Linked DNA regions of Mus musculus: regions 2 and 3 are each linked to region 1. Evidence: chromatin loops called from intact Hi-C (ENCODE). Cell type or tissue: heart. All regions are shown on one strand. Links, peaks and the distances in the headings refer to the core of each region. The heading gives the core; the rest is flanking DNA.

What was found. A loop is a pair of places that touch in the nucleus more often than their neighbours do. Peaks named below come from ENCODE experiments on the same cell type or tissue, not always from the same donor. Only the 100,000 strongest peaks of a DNase experiment are listed, where the experiment ranks them.
Region 2: a loop joins it to region 1, with 2.3 times the contacts of the local background. A loop is called at or near these places in 12 of 42 quality-filtered maps.
Region 3: a loop joins it to region 1, with 2.1 times the contacts of the local background. A loop is called at or near these places in 4 of 42 quality-filtered maps.

Annotation. Positions count from the first base shown.
Region 1 is chr3:41,366,272-41,371,873 of GRCm38, reverse strand. It overlaps 1700052H01Rik (a long non-coding RNA gene), which reads right to left. Exons shown (of 3, transcript XR_867184.1): 2 at 4,128-4,257; 3 at 2,235-2,966. Among named protein-coding and RNA genes, the nearest start is that of 1700052H01Rik, 13 kb to the right of the region's middle. In heart, for the core only: no CTCF peak of the experiment used is centred there; a DNase peak (open chromatin) is centred at 3,273; H3K27ac peaks cover 401 bases.
Region 2 is chr3:41,560,144-41,565,745 of GRCm38, reverse strand. The region is part of intron 1 of Jade1 (jade family PHD finger 1); the gene reads right to left. Among named protein-coding and RNA genes, the nearest start is that of Jade1, 7.2 kb to the right of the region's middle. In heart, for the core only: a CTCF peak has its summit at 2,394 (motif pointing right); DNase peaks (open chromatin) are centred at 1,535 and 2,335; H3K4me3 peaks cover 1,599 bases; H3K27ac peaks cover 1,554 bases.
Region 3 is chr3:41,291,842-41,297,443 of GRCm38, reverse strand. No RefSeq gene overlaps it. Among named protein-coding and RNA genes, the nearest start is that of 1700052H01Rik, 61 kb to the left of the region's middle. In heart, for the core only: no CTCF peak of the experiment used is centred there; a DNase peak (open chromatin) is centred at 2,083.

The DNA.
Region 1 (5,602 bases), core at 2,053-4,552:
TTGTGCATGTTAGTCAAGCACTCTCCTGAATAAGCTATCCCCAGCCCGGAAGACGGTGATTTAGAGGGGATAAACAAAGAGGCATTTCTTCCACAATTGCCCCTTGGAGAACAAAGTGGAAGGCTGACAGGGTCAAAGAGGGAGAGTAAGGCATCCAGCCTCATGTCTCTCCTTTGGCTGCCTCTGACAAGACCCTTTTTCTCCACACAAATCTGGTCTAGAGACAAATAAGAGGTTTTGGCTTGATTCTGCTTTTCCCTCATGCAGATGTTTTCTGTGTCCCTTTGGGAAGCAATGAAACAAATACTCTTGTATTCTGAATATTTTCATTTAGGAAAAAAAAATCAAATAGTAAAGTCGAATGCATGAGGCTGTTGGTGTAGGAACTAAGGGGTCTTTCCTACTCTTAGATTCTAAACAAGGACAAAGAATGCACAGAAACCAAAATAAAGCACAGGAAAGTGAGACAGAGGGAAATAAGGAAAGCTTAAAGAACCACGTAAACCAGACGGGAATTTTTTACGGGTGATGGGGACTGCAGTATCTTCTTCCACACCAAACCATCTGTCTGTTCCACCAGGGAAGCAGTCAGGAGCTGGGGAAGGACAACAGAATGCGGCATCTTCAGAGCCTAGGCACAGGAAGCTGGCTTCCACCAGAGATGGAAGTAGATAAAGTCCCCCCTCATTGAAAGGATGGATGGATGGATGGTTCAGCATCTCAGGACATGGATGAGGGGCAGGAGGGGTGTCTGCCAGGCTTTCCTATTAACTGGGAGTGTGAAGTTCCCCACTGAGAGCGAAGGGGAGTCTGAGCAAGGAGGTTGTTACAGGGATGCTCATCCAAGACTTGGTGACCAGATGACTTCAACAGAATCCCCAAGGGTCAGGCTGATGGGTGGCAGAGGAAGGGATGCAAGTATGAGCACTAAGAGCAAGCTGAGAAGGTAGAGAGCTTGTCAGGGCAGTGGGCATCCTGATGGCTATTCAGGTAAAGTGATGTCCAGGCCTAGAGTGAGGCTGGAATGGACGGCAGGGGAAGTTTGTGAGGTCACTGGGTAATGACAAGGTCAAAGAGCTCAATGGTTGCCGATTAGCTAGGTCACACAGAGGATCTAATACAGCTGCTGCAGTCCTCTGTGGCTGTGGAGAAAAGTTGAGAAAATACCATGGTGGGGCAGAGCGACACTGTCTCAATGCCACTACAGTTTGCTTTTACCCTCCGGCCAGTTTTCTTGCAGGTCCAGCCTTCCTCTCCTAAGAGGCCATATTCTATGCTCATGAGCCCCGTGCCGCTAATCACTCTGGGGTCAACATGATGAAGGCATCCAGTAAAGATTTTTCTCAGCCAGGCGTGGTGGCGCACGCCTTTAATCCCAGCACTCAGGAGGCAGAGGCAGGCGGATTTCTGAGTTCGAGGCCAGCCTGGTCTACAAAGTGAGTTCCAGGACAGCCAGGGCTATACAGAGAAACCCTGTCTCGAAAAACCAAAAAAAAAAAAAAAAAAGATTTTTCTCCTTGATAAGAATTTATAAATGATGGGAGCTGTGCTTGGTGTGCATGAAGCAAGCTGGACATGGTACGAAATGCAATTCCAGTATCTAAGGGTTGGGGTGGGGCAAAAGGATTGAAATTCAAGGTCATCCTTGGTTGCTTGAGATTCTGTCTCAAAGAAATAAACAAGCAGGAAGAATAGAAGAACATTATAGACGTGGTCCTGTGTACTGGAGGCTTTCCAAGGAGATATCTGGCTGGGCCAGGTGCGAGGGTTCAGGTGAAGGGGAGAGAATGCGAGCAGGGAGGGGGAAATCACCTCCACCGAGCCCTGCTTCTGTTGCTCCTAGATGCTGCACCTGTTGCTCTGGGCAGAGTCAGCTGGGGGATGAGCCAGTGGGAGACTGACTAGCCAATGAGGGATGTGGGGGGTAGGGGAGGTGGAGGGATAACGAGAGGAGGGTGATGGTGGGGGGTGGGTGCTGGGTAGTGGGGTGGTGGTGGTGGTGGTGGTGGTGGGAGCTTCTGGTGGCTCTTTCAGGAGAGCAGGTCTCTTCCCTGGTGGTGGTGTTGCAGCTTTTATGGCAGAAGCTCTCAGATGACAAAGTAATTCTCGAACACCTTTATTTCTTCTGGATAGGATCCTTATATACAGTTTTGGGCTGGGTCAGAGAATGACAGTAGGTGCTTCCTATTGGCTTGGTCTGAGAGGTTGGGGATACCTCATCTACATGTGGGAGGGCTTGGAGTGCTGCCCCTATGTGACTGATGGCCACAAACCTCTCTATAGGGGGCTGTAGGGAGCTGTGGCTACCTGACAGGGGCCTGGTTCTGGGAGCAGGCAAAGCTCCTACCGTCCCTTCAGGGTCCCCCGGACTTCAAGCCTTAGCTCCACCTTACCAGGATTCCTCTCACAGCCCACCGCCCCACTTATAGATGAGAAGATGTGCACATACTAGTATATGGCATCTTACTCGGGTAAATAACAGCCCTAGGGGTTGGGAAGAGATCTGTGCAGATATGATTAAATTTGAGGACTTGAGTTGGGACAGTCTCTTACAGAGCCCAGGTAGGCACTAAAGCAAGCTCAAGTTAGTGTCTCTAACGAAGAGGAGAACTCATGGTCTAAACAAGATCATAGACCCTCAGTGGAAAGACAGATGGTGATTAGAAAGATGCAGCTACAGATCCAGGATGCTGGAACCATCAAACATTGGGAGACAAGGACCCAGCCTTTCTGCAGAACCTTCAGTGGGTGTAGAACCCCATCAACACCTTTATTTCACCTCAGTGACGCTGACTTCAGCCTCTTGGAGAATAAGTCCCTGTTGTTCTAAGTACCAAGTCTGTGCTAATTGTTTCAGAATCTATAAATGATCAAATCTGACCCAGCTGGGAAAGATGCAATGGCTGGAGTTGCTACAGCTGTCTTGAAACCAAGATGGAACAAGCCTGAGGATTAAATCCGACATCCTGGATGAAACAGAGCAAAAAGACCTGTTGAACTAGTCAATTATCACACGGCCCTTCAATTTACCATGTACTATAATAATAAATGTCCCTTTGTTAGGTCCTGGCAGTTGGACACTATGTGACTTACTGCCAAAAGCATTCTAATTGATAAAGCTTGTCCCAAAGGGTGGGAAACCTATGACTCAGGACAGCACTGAAGACATTGGAGGGGACTTGACCCACTTTCCAAACACAAAGAGAACATCTACTGAGTGGCTCTCTTTTGACTGTGGAAACGATGTGAAAAGTGGGGGAACTTGGACTTAGTTAATTATGCAACAGGCTGTTCGGGGTGGGGCGCTGTGGAGGCTTCAGAAGGACTAGGTGGATCTGCACAGAGTGTTATTGTGATAAGATTGTACAATGCACGGACTGAGTTGGGACTAGGAAGGCTCACTCTTTGGACAGTGACCAAAGAAAATAGGTATGAAGCTTGATGGTTTAAACAGCCCCAAGGCTGCCAGGAAAACCCTTTCATAGATGCCAGGCCTAAAGTGGTTTTCAACTTTAGTCCTCACCCAGCAATGTGCTGTTCGTTAAGCACCCACGTCAGATTCCCAATGCAGTAGATCTTGATAGGATCTGTAGTCTATGTGTGCAATGGCTATCTGGAGTGGGTTAGCTGCAGCTGATTCATGGCTATGTTTGAGGTACAGTGTCTAGAGCAGCCACTCTCTATTTTTTTATACCAAAATCTATAGTAAATATATATCATTAATGTAAACCACATATAAATACCCAAATGTCTCTCTCTCTCTCTCCTTTTTCTTTCACACACACAGAATCATATATATAGTTACATGTGCATGCACTCACATACACACACACACACACACACACACACACACACTAGAATAGCCTGTGTGGAAGGGTTTAGGTACAATATTGGAATGTACATGTGTCCCATTAATCAGATTCCAGCAATCAGGTGTCAGTCACATTGCCAGCTCTAAAGGGGCTGAGAAGTGGAAGCTCCCACAGGCATTGGGAACACAGACTCTCTACATTAAACAGATAATGTGTGCATTTAACTGGAACTAAGTTTCATAAAGTAACACTCTCACGATATCCAACATCATCTGATGCTCTCCTATTTTTCTATTTTTCTATTTTTCTACTCACCCTCTTGCAGTTGGGAAGGGGGTGGACATTTGTTCACAGGAGTGAGAAATCCATAGTGGGGGGGATTCTGCCTTCTCTGCTTGTTCAGTACCATCACAAGGAGTAAGTGGCCAATGTCTTGTTCTCTGACCTGTGGTTGTAAAGCAGAGGCAAGAAGGAAAGGTCACAGGACTCTTCCTTAGCAGTGGGGACAGGACGTGGCTGTCAAGAGTCTGGAGGTGAAACTCACTACAAGGGCCAAAGAAGGACCGGAAGACTGGACACTATTGACAAAGGGACTCCACTTTGCCCTTGCACTTGAACAAGACACGTAGCCTTCCTCAGATGTGCTCACCTGGCCAGCCTGGAGACCAGAAATAGAGCACTGCATGTTCACACACGTTTTGCTTTGCTTTCTTCTTGACATTGACTGGATAACTGTCTGTTGGGTAGTGGTTCTTGTCTCCATTTGTTGTTATATAGCACAATACCAGAAACAGGATGATTCACGAAATACACAGATTTATTTCTCACATTCCATGGGACTGTGTACTAACAATAGGGATTGTGGGTGCACATGCAGGTTGAGAGCCCTCAGCCTAAATCAAAGCAAGGTCAACCAAAGGCAAGACTTCCAGCCAATGGCAGCAGGAAACCCTCTGATAAGGCTGTGTGTTTTCCTCAGGAGCTCTGCTGGCCTAGTCATCCCGTCAACACCTTCCTCTTAACACTATGACACCAACAGGGAAGTGGAAAGATCACAGCCTGAAGGACTCTTAAAGCGTGGCTCCTCCCCAGGCCTGAACCTTCACCCTCTCCTCTGTCCCAGACATCCCTAAGGGAAAGACAGAAGGCATGTTGTTGAAGGAAGAGGAAGTGAGAAGAGAGGAGGCTATGGTTCAGTTGGTAGAGAGCTTAGCTAGCCTGCAGCGTATGAGCCCGAGCACCACATAAGTCAGGTATGGTAGTGCAGGCCTGACATCACAGCATCAGAAGATAAAGTCAGGAAGATACAAAATTTATCATCATCCTTGGCTATATAGCAAGTCTCAGCTAGCCTGGGCCACATGAGAGCCTGTAACAAAAATAATAAAACAATCCAAGAATATTACACATTCTACAGAGATTAGGGAGTTGGGTTTCATGATGGAGAAAGTGCTAACTGCCATTCAAGCATCGTAGGCTAGGGACTTCTTGTGGGAGACAGGTTAATGGGCAGCACTTGGATGGAAAAATCCGAGCAGCAGGTGTCTAGGAAGTCCCCGAGAGTCGCTGAACCGCAGAGGCCCCGTGCAGCTTGGCATCCATCCTCACCCTGGGTAATTTGAACCCTCAGAGTCTGGGGAGGCCAGACTGCAGCCCAGCGTTCTATTTTTAATTCATAGCATGGCGATAAGAGTTAAATATAAAGCAGATTAAGGCTTCCCTAAAGTCTCCTCTACAAAAGAGAAACTGGAATTTATCCACAGGAGCACTTCGTGGACAGCTCAATACTG
Region 2 (5,602 bases), core at 1,147-3,646, 190 kb before region 1:
AGCGCGGGAGGAGGGGAAAGTAACTCCGGCCCCGGTGCGGGGATGACACCGCCTCCCCGCGGCGCAGCCGGCCTCGCGCCCGCGCCGCCGCCCTCGGCGTTTGAAAGTGGCCACCCCCCGCCGCCGCTCCCGCCCGCCGCCACCAGCTGCACCAATCCGCTCGGCCCCAGTTGCAAATCAAACGCTCCCTCGCGTCCGCACGCCACTTGCGCCGCTGCAAACGGCTACGCCGTCCCTCCCCGGCCTCCCCGCGGGCCCGGGGAGCAGCAGAGCGGCGGTGGAGCAACGCGGCGGGCTCGGCTCGCGCTCCCGCCCCCAGACAGTTCTGGAAACTGTGGATCACCTCTGTCACAGGAAGCCATCCGGCGCGCAGGGCGGCGCGCAAGCAACAAACAAACGCCTGCGGCCGCCGCGACGCGGGAACAGGGACGGCGACGGGCGGCGGCCACCCCGCGCCGCGGGCTTTGTGCGGGACTCCGGCGTGGGGACGGGGCCGGGCCACCCCCGCGCGGACCCGAAGCGCCTGGGACCGTTAGGCGACGCTCGGGCAGCGACAAGGAACCGCCTTGGGGCCGCCGCCCGGCCCCGTCTCTGCGCCGGCCACCTCTTGCCTGCGCGGGAGGGCGGGCTGCAAAAGTTGGCCCTGGGGCCAACCAGCACCTGCCCACGTGCCGCGTAGGCTCGTGCCCCGGCGTACCCAGTCCCTTCCCCCGCCGCCCGCGAGCGCCAGGTCACCTATTACCGGTGGGAGGGGAGCCCGGCTGCTATTTAAACGCCCGCGGAAGTTGAGGCACCCCCACCGGCGGTGCTGTGCACCTGCCTCCCGCCGCCGCGCTCCGCCACTTTGAGCAGCAGCGGCGTCCTCAGCCCCGCCTCCTGCCCGAAGGCGGGCGGGAGGGGGGTGGGGGGGGCGGGTAGGAGGTGGAAGGTATCGAATTTCTCCAGCAAATGGGACCGTTCCGAAAGGATTCGGTTCTCCGGTCAACATTCCACATTCCATCCCTCTCCCGCATTTGCAAGCCTACGCCGAGCCGACCCAGAAAGCCTACTGGCTACCGAACAACAGCACCCAACTCGCAAACACACTCACAGGCACCAGACACGTGCACGGGAAGGTTTTGCAACTTGCAGTCCCGGGGTGCACACCGCATGTGCATGTGCTCATAAGGGAGCCAGGAGACACAGAGACCCCACCCCCACAATTTGCAGATGGTGCCAAAGGTTGCAATCTGCAATCCGTTTTTAAGTTCATGATTAATAGGTACTTTGCTCTACCAATGAAGTCCTCCTCAATTTCACCGATTAAGTCTTTTACACTTTACAAGCAGTCTCGCTGGAAGTAAAAGGTCTCATCATTGGAAACCCATTCTAGAAAAATCTAATTGCCAAGCTGTCCCTTCATCCCCTTCTCACTGCCCTTGAATTGATGCAATGAATATTTTGGACATGTGGTGACGCGGTGACAGGAACCAGGGCTGCGGCCACTTCACACAGATGTACCCCCTCACACCTATGTTTGGGAAAACATACCCTCACAGCCTCCTTCCCCCCCAAAACACACACTGTCAAACACTCTGGAAACATATATGTACGCGAACCTGCGCTCTACCATTGCCATCTGTCTACCAAGTTGCTACTATGCTTTCCACTTTCATGCAGCCTAAGGCAGTTGGGCTTTTTTTTTTTAATGTATAAACTAAACTGGGTTTCTGCTGCTGAAAACGCTGGATGAATCACCTGAAAACCTCATGTTCTTCGTACATTTAAAAGGAAAAGCTCTAAACCTTCGCCCTCCTCCGATCGAAAATAATAATCGGAATAGAACTTACTGATCCGACACCGATCAATTCTCGGGCTCCGCGGCCATCCCGGCCTCGTTGCCGGCCCCCACCCGGCGATGCCCAAGTTGCTGGTGGGATAGTGCCGCGGCGCGGGCGGCCGCCTCCTCCCTCCGCGCTACAGATCCACAGCCCAATCTTTTGGCGCCATATTAATGACGTACTATATTATTTCCACTAGGCAGCGACCTTCGGCATTACATTACTCCCGAGAACTCCCGAGCGAAGCAACAAAACCATCAAATATGGCTGAGCCTCTCGGCTCGTCCTGCAGCCGCCGCGGCCGCGGCCTGAGACGCGCACCCCGACCCGCGCGCCCCCGCGCCTCCGCCCCCGCGTACCTGCTGCGCACGGGCTGGGCCTCCGCGGGCTGCGCGCCGCGCCGCATGGGTCCGGGCCACCGAGGCCCCGCGGGGAGCCGGGCGGGCCCCTGCTGTCGCCCGCGCGCTCGGCCGGCCCGGCGCGCCCAGGCCCTCCCGGTAGGGCGTGCGGCTGGCGGCGGAGGAAGCGCGGGGACGCAGACTCATTTCTGGGTCACTGCTGCCACAGGGGGGAGCACTTTAATCCCCAGCCAAAGGAGAGGGTGGGGACGGTGGGGCGGGGAGCCGCTGGTAGGGGCTTGCTCCCGTTAACTCTTGGGGTCCTGACTGCAGCCAGAGGGGCTCTCCCCCCTCACCCACCTCTGGAGCCCGCAAACCCTCCAGGTGTCTCCTAGGAGGAAGAAGGTTTGTGAAATCACCCCCTCCAAAACTGCTGCCCCAGTTCCAACTCCGGGCGACATGCAGAAATGCATTTATTGCAAATTAGTTTTAAATCAGGTCGACTAGGAACATGGGTATTAAAGCGAATAGTTTGAGTGAAATGTTTTTTGTTTCTAGGATGAATAAGAAATAGTTGTTTTTGTAGTAACAGTTTTGAAGGAGTTATGAATTCGAATGACAATTTTAAACACAATCTAATTCTGGGATGGGGAACTCCAGCTTTACCTAAATTTGTACTGAACTCATTGAAAATTAGCATTCACCCACTAAAAGACAACCACCTTCTGAAAAATGTCTTGATTTTTATGTTAGAGCGTTCTTGTCAGAACTGGACATTTTTCTCCTTCCAAATAGGACTGAGAATAACACTTAAACTCAAACTTTAGACTAGTATGAAAGCAATCGCCAGATTCCTGTTGATACATATGTGTAAAAAATGAGTGGCTGTTGGTTTTTCATATACTAAAAACTAACTTTTTTATGGAGAATAATTATTTTCATGGAGTCCCCAAGGAAATACATTTATATTACAGTCAATATCCAAAGGAGGAAAATACACATTAAAATTTCCATTTAGAAAATAAGAACAATGATTATTAATTACAAAATCAGATATTGAACCCAAAAGACAAGATCATAATTCTGAATAAAACAGGTTTGATTCACAGACGTCATAGTGTGATAAATGGGAGAATAAAACCTAACTGTGCCTTTCAATTATTTTTCAGGAAACAAAGCAAAGCAGCAGAAATCCTAAATGTGTGTGCTCTTTCTCCCTCTCCCATTTCCTTAACAAGGAGCATAAAGACTCCCTCCCTGACAGGATCTCTGCTTCGCTCTTCCGTCCTGCTAAGAACAAGTGAGGCGACAAATGATGGGTAGAACCCTTACTAGTACTGTGTGGTCTACAGTTCACACACACACACACACACACACACACACACACACACGAGACACAGAGAGAGACAGAGACAGAGATAGAGAGAGAAATGAGGGAGGTTTTCAAGAGAGGTGTCTCCATCACCACTGCCATCTTGTTCATCCATCATCTCTCTGTGACAAACTGATTGCACCCGTTCTAACCTCCAGCCAGCCTTTATTCATTCTATCTAAATAAGTAAGTACTTTCTAGAAACCTCTGTTGGGCCTGGAGGTATGGCCCAACATTAAGAGCACTTGCTCTTTCGTAAGACTTTGGTTGTTCCCATCAGCCACATGGTGGTTTCACACCATCTGGAACTCCAGTTCTAGGGACTCCAACATCATCGCCTGACCTCCACGGATATTAGGCATATACGTCCCAGAAGAACCCTCACACCACACACATAAGCTAAATAAATCCAAGAAGGTGTTTAAAAATAAAATAAAGCCACTGTTTTGCATGCTTGTTTGTTTTCCTGACAAGTCTATTGCCTAAAACATCCAGCAAAAAAAAAAAAAAAAGCAATGTATTAGTGGAGCACAAAAGGAATGTAAAATGGCTCACTCTCCCCACAATACAGAGGCTATGACCTCTCAATTCTGACACAGATTAAGAATAATGGTCAATAGGTCTTCTGCATTTATGTTGTGGCTGTATAGCTTGGTGTTCTTGTGGGATTCCTAATGGTGGGAGCGGGGGAACTCAGAAATCCACCTGCCTCTGCCTCCCAAGTGCTGGGATTAAAGGTGTGCACCACGACCGCCTAGCCTGAAACTTGTTTTTTTGGGAAGTTTGTTGTTGTTGTTTTTGTTTTTCAAGACAGGGTTTCTCTGTGTAACCCTGGCTGTCCTGGAACTCACTCTGTAGACCAGGCTGGCCTCGAACTCAGAAATCCGCCTGCCTCTGCCTCCTGAGTGCTGGGATTAAAGGCGTGCGCCACCATGCCCGGCTTACTGTAACTTGTTATTGCCAAGTTTGGTTGAGATCTCTGGGAGGCATGCTCTTTTCTGAAGGGAAACAGAAAAAGAGGAGATCTGAGGGAGAGGGGGTGGCAGGGGTGAGAGACTGGGAAGAGAGGAGGGAGGAGAAACTGAAGTTGAAATATTATATGGAGAATTAATTGGTTTTTTAAAAATATTGGTCAGGGGCTTGAAGCTGGAGTGTCTGCTTAGCAAGCAGGATGCCCAAGATTTGATCCCCAGGAGCAAAGAAAAAGAGGAGGGGAGGGGAGGGGAGGGAGAGTGGGAGGGGAGGAGAGAATGAAAGTTGTACTTGTACACATCTTCAGACCCAGAATTTGGGAGAGGGGCAGAAGGATCAATGAGTTTGAGACTAGCCTAAGACACTCAAGTGAGGCTGTTTCTTAAGTTAAAAATAGCCCTGGCCTAGAAGGAGGAAAACACACACACACACACACACACACACACACACACACACACACACACACCAGCTACCATAAGACTCAGGACTAAACTCTTTGATCCCTGTTTTCTCCCCTGAGATTATAAGAAAGATGACATCTAAAAGTCTCTTTCCTCATTAACAGTTGATGATTTAACTGTTCTCCTTATTTTGAGCCAGGGTGTCACTATGTCATGCTGGCCGAGCGACCTGAAACTCAAGAGATCTACCTGCCTCTGCTTTCCCGGTCCTGGGATGAGAGCTATGCTTCACCCGCCTGCATAATTTACTTGCCGTTTACAAACTTACAGATGTGACGGCACTTTGAAGAAATGGAGCGCAACTGGAATCCACTAGGAACAGGAAAGAAACATTTAGTCGTTCATGATCAGGGTTGGCATATCTTAAAATAATAGCCATCTTTTACCATCATCCCACAAGAAGAACTTTCATACAACCAATTCCTCTCTGATCTGGGAAAGGCGATGCCACTCGGTTTGCCTCTCCGCAACACAAGCAGCACAGCTGAGGATGGAGTGTGCAAGTGTGTAAGTGAGAAATTTGACAACGAGAAAGAAACTCTCATTCCTCCCTGTCACTCTCCCTTTGCCAAATCATCCAGATCACCGTTTCCTAGTCTCTGGAACCTTCTGTTATGTCCCACTGTGCCATCAGAGATG
Region 3 (5,602 bases), core at 1,147-3,646, 74 kb after region 1:
CTCAAAAGATTACACTGAGATGAAACTTGATGAAAATGAGTTTCCCTTTAGTTTTGGTTTGGGGTTTAGGTGCAGGGTTGTCACGCCAAGCATGTGAGTTATACCCCTAGGCCTTACTGTAAATGTTTTAATATCAATTTTTCCTGTTTAAACTTTCTTTTTTGAAGTAGGCTTTTATTTATTTATTTATTTACTTATTTATTTACTTACTTATTTATTCATTTATTTATTCTGTTTGGGGCTTTGCCTGTGTGCTTGTCTCTGAGACAGACACTCATGCTTGAACTTAGTTTGTAGTTGAGAATGACCTTGAACGCCTGGCCCTCCTGTTTCTACTTGCCAAGCGCTGGAACTGCAGGTGTGTGCCACTACGTGGGATAAGTATGCTTTAAAATGTACACACTATATTATGCTATATGATGTATTACACAACAAACTACAGCAAGCATGTAACTCACTTGAAATAGAACAACACTAGGTATGGTAGCTGATAGCTGCAGTCTCAGCACGTAGGAGAATGAGATGGGGGATGTCCACAAGTATGAAGTTGGTCGGGTCTACATGGCAAGTTCTAAGATTTCCTTATGTTTGAACACTGCTCAGTGGCTCACAGCATTGGCTTCCGTGCTGTTGCTTGTCAGCACAGCTGCAGGTCTTTCATGGCCAACAACACGAGAGACGCACACTCTGGTAAGCGCACTGTTGATCCCCGTGTGTGCCCAGATTCAAGGGAGTGTCAGCTTCTGGGTGCAGAAAGGCGCAGTGGTAGTTTGTAAACTCCATAGCCTTAGCCTGCTGCTTAGAGAAGGGGAGCGGAGAGCAGCCTCAAGCCCTGGCTTCTAGCCCTAGTTCTTCCCCTTTTTCTCAAGAAAGCATATGGAATGCCAGTGGGGGAGAGCCACCACATTACAGGGGTGACCTTCAAGCTGCTCTAATGTGGATTTTTTTTCCCTAGGAGGGAAACCATTAGGAACTTAATAGTTTATTATTAGTAACACATTATTTGTTCACAGCCTGGTAATTTGAGACTCATGGGATGAGAACCTTAAACTTACTCAGAGTCCAAGCCCTGCCACACCCCGCAGCAGCATCCGACTCTGCTTTCTGCCATGGCTTACGCTGTTCCTCCTCCTCTGCTACCTGCATAGGCTATGCTATTCCAGACTCCTGACCCCAAACTCCTACTCCCCTCCCGACCTAGCTAACTCCCACTGTCCCTCCATTAAGCTCAAAAAAAGTGTCCAGTCAAGGAAGTGACCCCCAGCAGCTGTGCTCTGCCACAGACTCCCACGGCTCTGAGATGCAGTGTGGCACTGGCTGTAGGAGCTGACCATCCACACCAGACTGGGAGCTTCTCAAAAGCCAAGGAGGGAGCCTCAAGGGCAGTTACAACTCCTGGCACATAGAATTCATGCTGCAGATGGTTGCTGAGTAAACGAGAGAGTGAGCGAATAGGTGAAGGAGACCATGTGCCATTCTGCAGACATTTCGGACCCATAGAATAAAAACTCAGCCTAGTGACTTAGCCTCTACCGTAAGTCATTGATGGTTTATAGGCAAAGACAAGAGCCAAAGGATTATGAAGGAGTACAACTCGGGGAGCCTTTAGCCGGCCCAGAGGAAACAACCTTGCTCTCTATAGCTCTTTAACCCATCGGTGCAGCCGCCATGGTAGACTGTAGCTTCATGTCACTTGCAGGCAATACTATCCACCTCTCTGTCTCCAAGAGAATTCTTCTCCTTCCAAGTGATGGAGTTTTTGGTTTTGTTTTTTTAACTAGCTAAGGACACTTTTCCCTCTTGACATTTGAGAGTGTTCTCAGCAAGCTTTAAACAAGCACAATGTGATATCCCCCACACCCCAGTGCTCTTTATTCCTCTTAAAATTTGCCTGCGTCGTTATTAAGGGGAACCCAGCTCTTCCCTTTTGCAATGAAAAGAAAGTTGGCTGGGACCAGACCGCGGAGGCAAGGAGGCGGCTTTTAGTCAGCAAGGGCTGACAGCTCCTCACACTGTCTGCAGCCTCCCCAGTCTTGATTTGGCCCTTAACCTAGTTTTTACAGAGACTCTGCCAAGTGACAAACACATTCCATCACCCGTGTCTGAATAAATGAACCAGGCTTTTGCCAGAAATGATAAGTCCTGTTCCCAGAGAAGGTTCTAGGCTGCAACACTCAGTCGGAGGGTTTTTTCCTCGCCACTGAATGGTCTAGTTTCCACTTGGCTGTCCTTTCCACAGCAAGTGTGGGCTGTGGCTGCATCCAATACTGAGTTACTCTGAGAAGATGAAAGGTTAGGGGCTCAGAAACCAAATTCAAAGGGATCAAAATGTCACAGTGGCAAAGCAATTGAGCAAATTGTTTAGAAGAGTTGGCAAATGTGGGGGCAGGGGGGTTGTGGAGGGAGAGAGAGAGAGAAGAGAGAGATAAGCCTTTTGTCATGTTTTGGTTTGTTTTGGGTGGTGTAATATGCATAAAATACATCTGATACTGAAAGTATAAAAGTTAAAACGACCTTCAGGGCTACTGTTCTAAATGTCTATCCCAACTGTACGGAAGTTCTATGAACCACACAGACTTTGTATCTTGTTAATTTTGATGTAATGTCTTTATTTGCTTGATATTTTATAATAACGTTCATAAAATTAAAAACAATCTCAACATGGGGTTACGAGAAGTCCAGGTACTTTCTACCAAGCCTTAGGAGCTGGGTACACTCTCCAGAACCCACAGGGTGGAAGGAGAGAACCAATGTCTGCATATTGTCCTCTGACTGCCACCCTTGTGCCATGGTACACAGCTACACACATATACATGCATACATATATACAAGAATAAATCAATGTAAAAAGATAAAAATATATCTTTATTTCTCATAGAGTGACTCAAGGTCATGGTACCCCAGCCATGGAATGCTTGTCAAATACATAAGTCCCAAGTCCCATTCAAAGAAGGAAAGAAAGAAAGAAAGGAAGAAAGAAAGAAAGAAAGAAAGGAAGGAAGGAAGGAAGGAAGAAAGAAAGAAAGAAAGAAAGAAAGAAAACAAGCACAATTTCTCAAGGTAAGGTCCTGAGGATCTATTACTTATAATAATTTTTAAAATACACCCCTTTCCATGTTAGAGACAGCATCTCACTGTCTAGCCCTGGCTGGCCTGCAACTTGTTATGTAGAGGAGAGTAACCTCGAACTTAGCTGACAGAGATCTGCCTGACTCTGCCTCCTGAGTGCTGAGAGAGAGAGAGAGAGAGAGAGAGAGAGAGAGAGAGAGAGAGAGAGCAAGCAATCAGGAAGCCATTGTGGTAGGGAAGGACTCAGTTTTCTTTAAGGGGCTGGCCACTGGGAATTTTGACCATGCTCTAGTGAGCATATGGGCAACATAAATTTCCTTTCCTTTCCTTTCCTTTCCTTTCCTTTCCTTTCCTTTCCTTTCCTTTCCTTTCCTTTCCTTTCCTTTCTTTTCTTTTCTTTTCTTTTCTCTTCTCTTCTCTTCTCTTCTCTTCCCTTCCCTTCCCTTCCCTTCCCTTCCCTTCCCTTCCCTTCCCTTCCCTTCCCTTCCCTTCCCTTCCCTCTTCTCTTCCCTTCTCTTCTCTTCTCTTCTCTTCTCTTCTCTTCTCTTCTCTTCTCTTCTCTTCTCTTCTCTTCATTTCTCTTCCCTTCCCTTCCATCTTCTCTTCTCTTCTCTTCTCTTCTCTTCTCTTCTCTTCTCTTCTCTTCTCTTCTCTTCTCTTCTCTTCTCTTCTCTTCCCTTCCCTTCCCTTCCCTTCCCTTCCCTTCCCTTCCCTTCCCTTCCCTTCCCTTCCCTTCCCTTCCCTTCCCTTCCCTTCCATCTTCTCTTCTCTTCTCTTCTCTTCTCTTCTCTTCTCTTCTCTTCTCTTCTCTTCTCTCCTCTCCTCTCCTCTCCTCTCCTCTCCTCTCCTCTCCTCTCCTCTCCTCTCCTCTCCTCTCCTCTCTTCTCTTTCCTTTTCTTTGGAGGAGGTCACAGAGGTGGGTGAGGGTGGGCCTGGGAAGACTGCAAAGTGAATGTAACTGGTGCACTGCGTGAAACTCCCTAATAATTGATACTAATATTATGTTGGACTAAAAGGTCTTGAAATAAAGAGCTGTTGATGGGGAGGGGAGCAACAAGCACTGACCACGGTTCGATTCCCAGAGCCCACATGGGGATTTGACACCTGTGGTACACAGACACACAAGCATGCAAATCACCCATAGACATAAAAATAACATTTTAAAAGAAGAAAATGGACCTCCCATGGGCTACCAGGATGATTCCATGAGCAAGGGTAGTTGCCACTAAACCTGAAAACAGAGTCTCTCTACTGGTGACATGAAACTGTGTGGTAATACAATCACTTGAGGACAGCTTTAGGCAGTGTTGTATTACAAATGCTGAATGTATGTATTAAGATGCAGAGACTTCTCTTCCTAATGCCTAATGGAAATGTATTTGTATACCAAACCCACAAGCAGAATGTCCCCCTGTTGATATAAGCAGTGTCTCGGTGACAGCTAAATGTTCACTGGCAGTGGCTACACATCTGCATTTTTAACTAACATGCTGGTTGGCTCACACACAGGGAATTTTGAGAATCTTTGCATTCAGTATTCTGGAGATCTATTTGCAGAACAATCGTAATGGTTTCAACAGCTCTCAAAATCCACCAGGCCCGTGTATTTGAGTTAGTCAACAGAGCAGAGTATGTTTTCAATGCTGTACTAACAACAGGGCATCAAGGCGGAGTTACACTTAAGCACCGTCTTCGTCCCACCATGCCTGTGAAATTGAGCCGTACAGAAAAGAGCATTTCACAAACAACTTAAAATTTTAATTATGTTCTCACAGCCATGGTCCCGGGCAGCTGCTGCTGAGCCCAGGCATGTAGCACTGTTGTGAATGAATATTTCAGGCAGGCTGTTTTCCCATGAAGTTCTTTTGATTCAATAAAGCCAGGAAATGTAAGCTCAGGAAATAACTGAAAACAAAAACCCCTCAATCCTTGGAAACTGTCAAGAAGCAACTGAGAAAATCCCACCCCGGATCAAGTGGAGAATTTATGTGCTTAAAGCAGCTGGCACATTCGGAGTGTTCACCTCACAGAGAGGTCCCCTAAACATGAGCAGCCCTAGACACTGAAACAGAGTGCCTACAGGTCCCTTCACAGGAGTAGAAGGGCAGTGACAGATCATCTTGGTTGTCCACTTGATGGATCTCAGATGAAGAATTGCCTCCATCACTAGCCTGTTGGCTTGTCTGTGTAATTTACTTGATTGCTAATTGATGTAGAAGGGTCCAGCCCACAATGGAAGTTACCATACCTAGGCAAATGGGCTTGAGTTAGATATGAAAGGTAGAGCCTGGGAGGAAGTCAGCAAACAGTGTTCCTCTGTGGTTTTTTCTTCAAGATCCTACCTTGAGTTCCTGTCCTAACTTCTCTTAGTGATGGATAGTGACCTGGAAGTTTAAGATGAAACAAACTCTTTCCTTCAAAAGTCACTCTTTGTCATAGTTCACCACGGGAACAGATAGCAAACTAGAACATCCCCTTAAAGATAAACAAAAGATCCAAGCCATTCTTGATGTATGGGTTTCCCACAAACTGA